3 separate regions of the Homo sapiens genome follow, and regions 2 and 3 are each linked to region 1. The links are chromatin contacts, found by Hi-C or POLR2A ChIA-PET in ENCODE. All regions are on one chromosome and are shown on one strand. The core of a region is the stretch at or near the end of the contact, and the rest is flanking DNA. Distances in the headings are between cores, read along the strand shown.

Evidence for each region. A loop is a pair of places that touch in the nucleus more often than their neighbours do. ChIA-PET counts read pairs that join two places held with the same protein, here RNA polymerase II (POLR2A). Pooled maps may share reads with other maps.
Region 2: a map of HepG2 shows a loop between it and region 1 (8-fold over the local background). The contact joins two enhancer-like sites. A Hi-C loop is called at or near these places in 3 of 168 maps with a recorded cell type or tissue (CD4-positive, alpha-beta T cell, HepG2 and K562), 1 of 37 single-sample maps with no recorded cell type and 1 of 50 pooled maps.
Region 3: a loop to region 1 is called in a pooled map, with 2.2 times the contacts of the local background. The contact joins the promoter of GPR158 here to the enhancer-like site in region 1. A Hi-C loop is called at or near these places in 1 of 50 pooled maps. POLR2A ChIA-PET finds 5 or more read pairs at or near these places in 2 of 52 experiments (HEK293 and WTC11).

The regions. Positions count from the first base shown.
Region 1 is chr10:25,079,130-25,082,946 of GRCh38, reverse strand. No RefSeq gene overlaps it. Among named protein-coding and RNA genes, the nearest start is that of LINC01516, 32 kb to the left of the region's middle. Within about 2 kb of position 1,811, at least 5 of the 41 ENCODE cell types and tissues checked have a DNase peak (open chromatin) inside an H3K27ac peak, as active enhancers do.
Region 2 is chr10:24,973,156-24,976,972 of GRCh38, reverse strand. It overlaps a transcript of THNSL1 not described here. Among named protein-coding and RNA genes, the nearest start is that of PRTFDC1, 22 kb to the right of the region's middle. Within about 2 kb of position 1,854, at least 5 of the 41 ENCODE cell types and tissues checked have a DNase peak (open chromatin) inside an H3K27ac peak, as active enhancers do.
Region 3 is chr10:25,172,888-25,176,704 of GRCh38, reverse strand. It overlaps GPR158 (G protein-coupled receptor 158), which reads right to left and starts at 1,704. Exons shown (of 11, transcript NM_020752.3): 1 at 383-1,704. The coding sequence starts at 1,284. GPR158-AS1 (GPR158 antisense RNA 1) reads left to right here and starts at 429. Exons shown (of 2, transcript NR_027333.2): 1 at 429-1,029.

The DNA.
Region 1 (3,817 bases), core at 562-3,061:
ACCCGCTACCTAATCACCCATTTCTCCCAGACCTCTGGAAGAGCAGCGTGTAGGTGGTATGTGCCAGGAAGTGAAGGGTTAATGCACAGTTTGGCCTTTTGAAATAAAACCCCCTGAATTCGCTCAAGGACGTCCTTTAAATTCCTTTCCTCCAGCACTTTGCAAGCCCATAAATAGCTCCTCTTCAAATACATACTGAAAGCCCAACCTAATACAAGAGGTAAAACTGTTTCTGGGCTGAAGTGCTTATTGTATTTGCACAGGTCAGAGCTATAGTGTTCACTGTTGTCTCAGTTTAAATCAAAGACAAAGGATTCACATACAGCCATCCCATTCTTGAGATTCCCATAAAATGGGGGCATTTTTCTTCACCCATTGCAGCTGCACGTTAAGTACTAGAGGCTGTCTGTTCTTCAACAAGTACAGATTTGAAATGCTCAAATGCCCTGGTCAGAACAGCAATGGCACATTTAGAGGACACTTGAGCCAGGAATGAGAAAAAGGAAATGTTTCCCGCTCTGTTGACGGAACTTGCCTTAGATCACAGGCAAACAGTGATGGTGGCAGACAACAGTGGAAAGAAATCTTCCCTTAGGTGTCCTCTAAGAAGAGACTACATGTTATTTTTCATATGGACTTAGAACTAGAAGAGCTGTTTACATCTCATCTAATTCAACCCTGTAATTTTACAAATAAGAACATCTAGACCCAGCGTTTCCAAGCAGTTTGCCCTAGGTAGGTAGATACGTAGGAGGTATAGGTCCACTGCCAGGAACCAGGTTGTATTATCTGGATTACCAAGACTTCGTTATAAGCACATGTAGAGACCAATAAACGATTTAGACAATTCATACATAGAAGCTTCTGAATTCCTTCTTAAAATGTCAGGATGGTTATCTGAGGTGATTGGATGAACTGTGAGAAAAACATATTATAGACCCTTCGGACATAGTATATGGTTTTCCAGTAATCCTTGTGCTGTGGCTTGAATGTGTCCCCCAAAAAAACATGTGTTGGAAACATAATCCCCAATGCAATAGTGTTGGGATGTGGGCCCTAATAGGAGATATTTAGGTCATGGTGCCAACTATAGAAGGACTTCGGGCTTCAAGTCTTCAAGTTGTCTCTTTTTCTCTGTCTCTCTCTCTCTCGTGCTCTTTTGTTCTTCCACCATGGGATGACAGAGCAAGAACAGCAAGAAGGCCCTCACCAGGTGCTGTCACCTTGATAGGGGACTTCCCAGCCTCCAGAACTGTAAGAAGTTAACCTCTGTTCTTTATAAATTACCCAGTCTATGGTACTCTATTATAGCAGCACAAAACAGATTAAGACAGCTTGTAACAGTCTCTTCTGTTTTTCTCTACATTCCTAATGAATTTTTTTTAAAGCAAAAGAATGATTTTATGACTTTTTTCCAGTCCTTTATATGAGCATTCTCAGATTCATAGCTTGTTTCTTTTGGGTTCTGTTCACATTAGTAATGCCTCTTGCCTGTGGCATAAAGTAAATCTGGACATAACAAGTCTCCAACGCTAGTGAAAAAGAAACACAACTCTGTAGATTATTGAATTAATTGCTGCCCTGAAGGAAAAAAAAAATCCCCTGATGTCTTGTGGCAGCAGTCGACACAGATGGCCCGCTAAAGACAAAAACTTCTGTGGACTGGGAAGAGTCTCCTTCAGAAACACAGCTTCCATTATTTCAAGAGGGCATTTAAGGACACTTACTCCTGGCTTCTGGACTTTGCCGGGCGGAATTATTGTTTGCCTAGTGGCGCTGTCCACTAGAGGGAGTCAGGGTCCTTCCACGGAACTCTACAGGGAAGAACTTCAAACGAATGCAGCCATCTGAAATACAATGACGGGAGCAAGGAGGGGATAAGGGTGTCACTTCTACCTGGGACACATCTCACTTTGGAGAGCACTTTATTCATGGATGTGTTTCTTCCTTTGACAGATCATCACTGAGGGGAGATACAGTGTATTAGACAATAGGGAACACTACATCAACACTCACAGAAGGGCCAGCCTTACTCTCATTCTGGAATAATGCATGGAAGATAGAAACTAGGAAGCCTGCAAACTCGGTTTACTAGTTGAAAATTGGTCAACTTTCATCTGACTTACCTAAGTGATAACCTAAGCAGGTGTCAACAGCAGTTGCTTGATATCTCTGGCTTCAAACATCCTCAAAAATAGCTAACATTTCAACAAGCAAGCAAAGCAAGAGCCCCTTATCTCTTCAAAAGTATAACTGCTGCCTGTAGCCAATTCCTGCAGTTCAGTGTCAAAGAGACCCTTCTTTTTTCTCTTTTTCTTTAAGAAGAAAAGGATCTCACTATGTTGCCCAGACTGGACTCTGGACTTGAGCTCCTGGACTCACACAATCCTTGAGGCCTAATCTCATTCCCAAGTAGCTGGGACTATAGGCTCAAGCCACTGTACCTAGCCACAAAGAGACATTTCTTGTGGTCTTCAAGAATCCCCTATTATGATAAAATGCCCTAGAGGTCCAGCATGGTGGCTTACACCTGTAGTTCCAGCAATTTGTGAGCCCGAGGTGGGTGGATCACTTGAGCCCAGGAGCTCAAGACAAGCCTGAGCAACATGAAAAAACCCTATCTGTAGAAAAAATACAAAAATTAGCTGGGTGTGTTGGCATGTGCTTGTAGTCACAGCTACTCAGGAGGCTGAGGTGGGAGGACTGCATGAGCCTGGGACGTAGAGGTTGTAGTGAGCTAAGATCACACCACTGTACTCCAGCCTGGGCAACAGAGCAAAACTCTATCTCAATAAAATAAAATAAAATGCCCCAGACATATGGGGGAAAGTATTTGTTATAGTATTATTTACAATAGCAAAATTGGAAAGGTCTATATCAAAGGAATGGTAGAGTAAATTATGATGAAGCCACATAATACAATATGATGAATCCTTTAAAATCATGCTTCAATAATAACTTCAGTGACTTGGGAAATAATTATAAATTAGTGTCAAGTGAAAAATAGCATATTAAAGAACTGATGTACAAAATGATCTCAATTATTGTAATTTTTTTAAAGCAAAGGTACCAAAAGTCTAAGACAAATATCTCTGAAAGGTAGGATTACAGATGAATTTACATCATGCCTCCAATGTTTTTGTATTTAAAAACACTATTAAAATAAATGTTTTTAAAATTTATAACTGGAAAGAAGTAATTTTGGATTTATATACCAATACTCCTGAAAAAATGGCAACAGACTTTTTTTGGTTCTCTATAAATTTTGCTAGTGAGCTACAGGATTATACCAACTGCATTGTTAACAGTCATTCTGGAACTCACCTAGAGATAGGCTGTACAGAAAGGGAAAAACTGCAGGTTACCAGGATCTGGAATAAGTTGAATCAGAAAGGAAAGGTTATAAAAATTTGGGGAAGGGAGATGGGATTCATCAATAGGCAGATGTGTGTAAAGAAATTAAGTAAATCAAGATTACAACAAATGGGCATAAAACCACTTGGACATAGGGAAAGTTGTAGAGGTGAAGACAGAGTGCTCTGTCTTAAGTAAATGTCAGGAGGGCCCACAGCTGAGTAAGAGCTTAGTGCCGTGGAGAAATCCTGAAACCATTCCCGCTGTCATCCTCACATTGCCCTGAAGACACAACCCACACTGTGCACCGTGGGGGGAAATGGAAACCATGAAATTGACCACATCAGCCACGTAGACTAATCGCTAGACTTTGAACTTGTAAATGTTCCTATGATGCTCTCCAACTTTCTTATCTTTTTGTCATGGACCTTGTTTGCCTGCCTAGACTTAAAAATTGTAAATG
Region 2 (3,817 bases), core at 605-3,104, 110 kb after region 1:
TCCTTGGCCTCACTGTGTTGAATTTTCCAATTTGGATTCATTGGTAAATTCATTGGTTTAATCTGGATAAATGCTTTAAAACAAATTCCCTGGCTTTTTTGCAGAATTATTGAGATGACAGGCAGCTGGCACCCACTTAGTAAGATGATGTTCAGTACTAACTAGTAAGAATGCTTTATAGCCAGGTGTGGTGGCTCACACCTGTAACCCCAGCACTTTGGGAGGCCGAGGCAGGTGGATCATCTGAGGTCAGGAGTTCAAGACCAGCCTGGCCAACATGGTGAAAACCCTGTCTCTACTAAAAACACACAAAAAATTAGCTGGGTGTGGTGGCAGGCACCTGTAATCCCAGCTACTTGGGAGGCTGAGGCAGGAGAATCACTTGAACCCAGGAGGCGGAGGTTGCAGTGAGCCAAGACCATGCCATTGCACTCCAGCCTGGACAACAAGAATGAAACTCAGTCTCAAAAAAAAACAAAAGAAAAAGAAAAAAGAATGCTTTATAGGTATAGATGATATAAACAGTGAGATAGACGAGTTAGGCTGCAAATTTTAACATTGCAACCATGTGAGTCCTGCTTTCATTATCCCAGTGGTGAGGTCTGCATTGGGTTTGCTGCTTCCTATGTTTTGTGTTTTTCTCTTTCTTGATTGTATTTTTCCAGTGCTGAGAGTCTACTTGTTTATTAACTCTAGATTGCAGGCTGCATGCAGAGAGACCCTCCCTTCACACACAATAAAATCTCCACTATGCAGTTACGTCTCTCCATGCAAACTGTACACTTCTCGCCTGAGTCCTTCTCTTCCATATGATCTTGCTAAAGGTACTTAGGAGCAGTCGTTCTAACCCACCACAATATTCTGAGTTTTTCCAATCAGTCTCCCAGGAAGGGGTAGAAAGGCATGTGGCTTCCCTTCTGTGACAGTGCATGTGACAATTTTACCAAATGGTTTGCCATGGAATAACAAGGTCAACAGCTTTACAGCCTGCCTAACAATCTTTCCCATCACTTAGATGTCACTTTATTCAATGACTATCATGAAGAATCAAATTATGATCCTTTCTAAGATGTGGAAATTCTATCAAGTCTTATCTTTCATAGGATTCTGTGCCAAACATTCAATGTAGCTATTGTATTACCTAAGTAGACATCTGTATTAGTTCGTTTTCACACTGCCATAAAGATACTACCCAAGATTGGCTAATTTATAAAGTGAAGAGGTTTAATTGACTCACAGTTCCACATGGCTGGGGAGGCCTCAGGAAACTTACAATCATGGTGGAAGGGAAAGCAGGAACATCTTACATGGTGGCAGGTGAGAGAGCGTGTGTAGGAAACAAAAGGGGAAGAGCCCCTTATAAAACCATGAGATCTCACGAGAACTCACTATCATGAGAACAGGATAACAGCATGGGGGAAAGCATTCCCATGATTTAATCACCTCCCTCCCGTCAGTCTCTCCCTCAACACCTGGAGATTACAATTCAAGATGAGATTTGGGTGGGGACACAAAGCCTAACCATATCAACAACATAACCACAGTTTGCTATCGTGTGCTCAGGGCCACTATTCACCACTAGAGTTAATCAAGACAAAGTTAACTGTCCAATTCAAGTTTCTTTCAAGCAAGCAAAACAAAAAACAGAAGGACCCAGCAGCTGTCTACTTTCCTTTCTATCCCCTGACTTTTCTGAGGCCAATACTGAGGACAAACCTTAATCTTGTGCAATTCCCACCCTTGAGCTGTGCTGTTTTGGACTAACGTAGGTTTCTTTTATCTTTATTGGCTTTGAGAATGCAGTTCATTTTTTTTTTCTGAATAAGCTCGATGGCTCAACACAGCCAGCAGGCTTAGGCTTTAGGCCCAGAGCACCCTGGAGGCCACATGTGGTTTAATCTGGACAAATGCTTTAAAACAAATTCCCTGGCTTTTTTTCAGAATTATTGAGATGACAGGCAGCTGCCACCCACTTAGTAAGATGATGTCCAGCACTAACTAGCAAGAATGCTTTATAGGTATAGATGGTATAAACAGTGGGATGGATGAGTTAGGCTGCAAATTTTAACATTATCTTAGAATTTGGATCACCACCTCACTGTACCATTAAATTGCTGTAATTCTTTTGTAATGTACCCAAAACGTTATTAAAGATAGCTTTGGCACACCCTTTATGGAATAAAATGCAGTTGTAAATCCTGAAAGTCTGTTTTTTCTAAGAATATTTTATAACATAAAAATAAAATAATGTGCCAAGATTCTAAATCTTCAAAATTTCTAGTTATTTCGGTATTAACCAAGCAAGCTGATGACAACTGACCATTATATTTTTTATAAAGTGAGAAAAAAAGTTTTCAAAAAGCAAAAATATAAGCCAAATGCCTTAATCAGAATAATCCACTTTGTAAAATCTGCATTGTTATATTGTCATTTAGTCTTATGTTCCCAGCATTATCTCATAAGATGTATTTAAATAGTATCTGGCATTGATTCTTCATAAGACGTCTACTTTCTTTAAGAACTGTTGTGTTTTTCATGTAAATACAATTAAAGTATAGTGAGTGAATTTTCAGACTGGTATTTTATTATTCCCGACTGATATTTTATTATTACAATCCCCTTAATACACATATTGGGGCTAATTTTCTTACAATAGATTTTTAAACTATATAGAAATTGTTAGATTTTTTTTTAAAAATCACATCAGAATTCAAGCGTTCTAGACAATTTATTCAAATGTTTAAAAGAAAACAAATTCTAAAATTATTAAATTTACTAATATTTTTCTGAGGATCTTATGGTGTTTGATTTCTGCCCCATTCTCATCTCATTGAACTTCTGCTCTCCTATAATATGTTCTAATATCATACTGTGCTTATTCAATTTTTTTTACATGTCTGTATATCATTAAACCTAAAATGTCATGGTAAAAGATTACAGCCTGTAATCCTAGCACCTTGGGAGGCCGAGGTGGGTGGATCACCTGAGGTCAGGAGTTTGAGTCCAGCCTGGCGAAAATGGTGAAACTCTGTCTCTACTAAAAATACAAAAATTAGCCGGGCGTGGTGGCGAACGCCTGTAATCCCAGCTACTCAGGGGGCTGAGGCAGGAGAATCACATGAACCCAGGGAGCGGAGGTTGCAGTGAGCTGAGATCATGCCACTTCACTCCAGCCTGGGCGAAAGAGGGAGACTCTGTCTCAAAAGAAAAAAATGAGTTATCATTATCTTAAATCAAAGGAAAAAAAAACCTCTAACAATTAATTGTCATAATGTTTCCTTCTCTCTTCGAATTTTATACTTGCTGAAACAGCCCTTTTCAACTTAAGATACAATTTTTTTCATGTATTCTTATAATTTTTTTCATGTATTCTCATAAAAAGATTAAGGATAAGGTACAGTGGTACAGTAGTCCTCCTGTATCTGTGGTTTCAGTTTCTGCAGTTTTAGTTACCTGTGGTCAACATGGTTAGAAAATATTAAATGGAAAATTCCAGAAATAGCAATCCATATGTTTTAAACTGCATGCTGTTTTGAGTACTGTGATGAAATCTTGCACCGTCCTGCTCCATCCCACCTGGACCTGAATTGTCCCTTTGTTCAGCAGATCCACACTGTCTACACTCCCTGCCCATCTAGTAGCACTTAGCGGTCTCACTTAGTCGACGAGGCTGTCAGATTGACTGTTATGGTATCACAGTGCTTGGGTTCAACTCTCAATTCACCCTCATTTTACTTCATAATGTCTCCAAAGTGCAGGAGTAGTGCTGCTGGCAAGTCGGATATGCCAAAGCAAAGCCATAAAGTGCTTCCTTTAA
Region 3 (3,817 bases), core at 455-2,954, 94 kb before region 1:
CACACCCGGCGCTCGCCAAGTTGTCGCATCGCCCCCCGGTGGGGAACGCCCCTCCCTGCTCTCCGGACAATTGGAGGGAAGCACAGAGCAGCGGGGGTGTCTCCGTCCTGCCAAGGGCTGCCTGTCCCTCGCCCAGTGCGGGGAAACTGGTCCGAGAGAATGAATGGCTTTCGCCGAGCGCCGGAAGCTGACGGGCGTGGGGCGCTTCTTGCCCCCAAGCACCCGCGCCCGCGTGGGGTGTCCCTCAGCCCGGGTCTCTACTCTGAGGGTGAGAAGCGTTCGCGTCACAGCCAAGGGTTCCTTCCTCACACGTGCACCCACCCACAAGACCGGAAGGAAAGCTTCGCTTTTGCCTTCCCCCCTGCCCCCCGGCCCTCCCTACCTGAATTCCGGGACCAGGTTAGGCTGCAACCCGTAGATGGCAGAGGAAAGAGTAACCAGCCACCCGGGCTTGTAACTCCCGTTCTCGCACTCCAGATAAGGCGGAGACCACTTGAAGTGGCTCTTGTCCCCGCCGAGCCCGTCCTTGCGCCGCCAGCTGTGGCCCAGGCCCCGGGGCCCCTGATTGGGGCCGCGGCGGTGTAAGTGGGGCCTCCACTTGCGCCGGAGGCCGTGGAACCACTCGGTCTCCAGAGTGGCGTTGGCCAGGTGGGGTGCGGAGGAGGACAGGTCTTGGAGCAGGATGCGGCTCTCCTCGCGCGTGGCCTGGAGGAAGACCTGTGGGGCCGGTGCGGACAGCGAATCGGTGCTGAAGGTGATGGCCGCCCGGGAGATGCTGGGCTCGCCCTCCAGAAGGCTCCACACCAGCGCCTGGTACCAATCCAGGTCGTCCTGCAAGTTCTGCTCCCGCGACTTATTGCTCTGCAGCATCACGTTGAGGAAGTTGGTGGCGTGTGTCAGTGTGTCCAGCGCCCGGTGCAAGGAGGGGTGCGCGCTGGCCAGGGCTGGCCACTTCCCCGGCAGGCCCGCCAACTCGTAGCGGCCGGAGCAGTTGGCTCGCTTCAGCTGGTGGGAGTCCCCGGTGTAGAGGTAAGAGGCCACGTCCATGGGCACCTCCTCGGCGAGTTTCTGCGCCAAGATGGTGCCATCGGTGGAGCGGCTCCAGGGAGCCGAGGAGTCCGAGGCAGAGGCTCGACCCGGCTGCTGGGCGTGCGGCTTCCCCTTCGGGGTCCTCTCTCGAGGGGAATCCGGCCGTCCTTGGGGGTCGCGGCTGGCGCCAACAGCTCCCAATCCCAGCTGAGCAAGCAGGAGGCAGAGGAGTAAGGGGTAAGCCATGGCTCCCATCTGCCTCCCAGAGAGAAGAGGAGGGAACGGGAGGGGGGGGAATCACTTTTTAAATTTGGATCGTCAGTTTCTCAACAGTCAGACTTTTTCGAGGAGTCTTCCCCCTTCTCCAGATGGCACCCAGTCCAAAGGACTTGAAAATAAGAATGTTTCGAGATTGGCCCCGGGTGGCTAAGCTACCGTCGCAGAAATCAAGTCACCTGTGGCAGCGCTGGCCGTGCCCGCTGCGCGAGGGGCCGGCTGGGGATTACGCACCTCGCAGCCTGGAGCCGAGCGGGTTACATGGCCTCGCGCTCCCAGCGGCTGGAGTCAGCCCGAGTCCGTCTCTCGGCCCGGCTGCCGCCACCGCCGCTCTCATTGAGGCGCGTTCAGAAGCTGCTGCTGCTGCTGCCGCCGCGGCCGCCGAAGACGCTGCTCCATAGTCTCACCCGCCGCAGGTCGTTCCCGCCTCCCGGCACTGGCTCCTCCTCGACCGCTTCGCCCGGAGGCGCGGGGCGCGCGCCCAGACCCGCACCGCGAGCGCAGCCGCGACTCCCGAGGAGCGAAGACGTCCTTTAAGACGTTCGTCTGTCCGGAGTAGCGAAGGCCGGGCGGCTGGTTAATTGCAGCCTTTAGGTTTGGCCGCAAACCACACTCCACCCTCTCTCCCTGCTCCCTCCTCGGGGGAGGAAAGCCAGTTTAAAGAGGCAGCTTGGCCGCAACCAAACCCTTGTAGGGCGGCTGCAAGTCGTCTTGTTCCCTGTTTGGTCGGCTCCTCTGTCAATCAGCCGACTGCCATTTGTGGGGCCGGGGAGGGAGCTGTCCAGTGCTGAACCCGAGGCGGCCCGCGGGCGGCGGGGGCGCGGGAGGCAGCCTGCCGAGTCCTCGCACCCACTCGCGTTCCGGATGACTCGGAAACCTGCGTGGGTGGCGTAGGGTGGGCGGCAGAGGGGGGAGAAGCAGAGATTCGGTGGCTCAGAGCGAAGGAAACTTGGACGTACTGAGGGGGAGGGTGTTGGCGTCTTGCATGCTTAGTTAAATCAGCCTTTTGCCTGGAAAAGAGGGAGAAGGGAGTAGTTTTCATTTCTAGGTGAAATTAGACAGAAGGGACATAGGATGGAGACGTGTCCTCCTGAGCATCTGCTCATTTTAGGCAAATTATCAAATCATCTTTCTTGTTGTCAGTTAAAGAAATGATTAAAACATACTTGTCTAGGCTCATCTTAGCTGAGGGAGTAATGGAGAAATCTACCAGCTGTGCTTTAAGGAGAGAAAAAAAAGTCATATTTAAGGAATCTCTGCTTGGGGGCCAGAATGGAGGGGAACGTGTAAAAATGTATGCAAGTAAAGATGTGTAAGGGAGAGAGCAAGGGGGAGGACTCATGAGCTCTGGGAGAATGAGAAGGAGCCTGTGTTGAGTGAGAAGGGAAATCATCCTGACTGGGAGTTCCTGGAATTGAGAGATAAGAACTAAGACTTCTATTTAGCTAAAGGTTGGGATATCCCAGCAGAAGAAAGAAGAACTGAGCAAGTATGCCAAGTCCCCCAAATTATTGGTAAATTTCTTAACACAATCTAATTGATGTTTTGACGCTTATTAGAGAATTTAAGTGTCTTCTGACACTCCAAAAGTAGACTGGTACCAGAAAAGTAGTGTTTTGCACAGCTAGCTCCACTTTCCATATGCACCTCTATTTTCAAATTCCCCAAGAAAGACACAAATAGAAAATATCCAACTTACTTTAATTCCCAACTAACAAAAATGTCCCTCATGGCATTCTAAGCAGGCACTGCTTAGATTCACTGTACTATTTCATGTCATCCTTCCTATTGAGAAAATACTTAAGGACTGGAATGTAAGCTCCAAAAGAGCAAAAATCTTTGTCTGCATTGGTCACTGAGGTACCTTGAGCACCCAGAACACTACCTGGCACATAGTAGGCTCTGGCTAAATAGTTGCTAAATTAGTGAATGAATGGGAAGATCATGATGATGAAGCTAACTTAAAAATCAATCTCCTCACCCAAGAAGAGAAGTCTGCCTGACACACCAGTGATGAGGGTTTTTGGAAGAAGACACAGCAACCAGTTTTTCAAACCGCAGTGGTTGGTCTCCAAATGAGTTTTTATAGTTATGCAAAGAGTGGTTATTAGATTTATATTTACTTACAAGTAGATTTCATGTTCATTTCCGACTTTTTGTTTAAATTTTTCTTTGCAATGTATGCTCCTATGCTAAGTAAAGGTCATCCCGGTTTAGTGCTCTGCCACAGTATGGGTGGCAATAATAACAGAAAGAGTTTCTGCTTATTTAATGTATCAAAGTATAAACTATGGTATTCCATTTACTTAACCATCTAAAGTCCGAAGTATAATTTCCTCATTCATTGATCCTTTTAGAAAACCTATATAACTTATTAACAATTCTTTAAAATCCTCTAGTATCTAACTTAAAAGAAGACATAATTGTATTCGTAGATCCTTCTGTAAGTAATCAAATGAACTAAGCACAATCAAAAGACCTGGATTCTGGTTCTAGCTTTATTTTAAAGGAA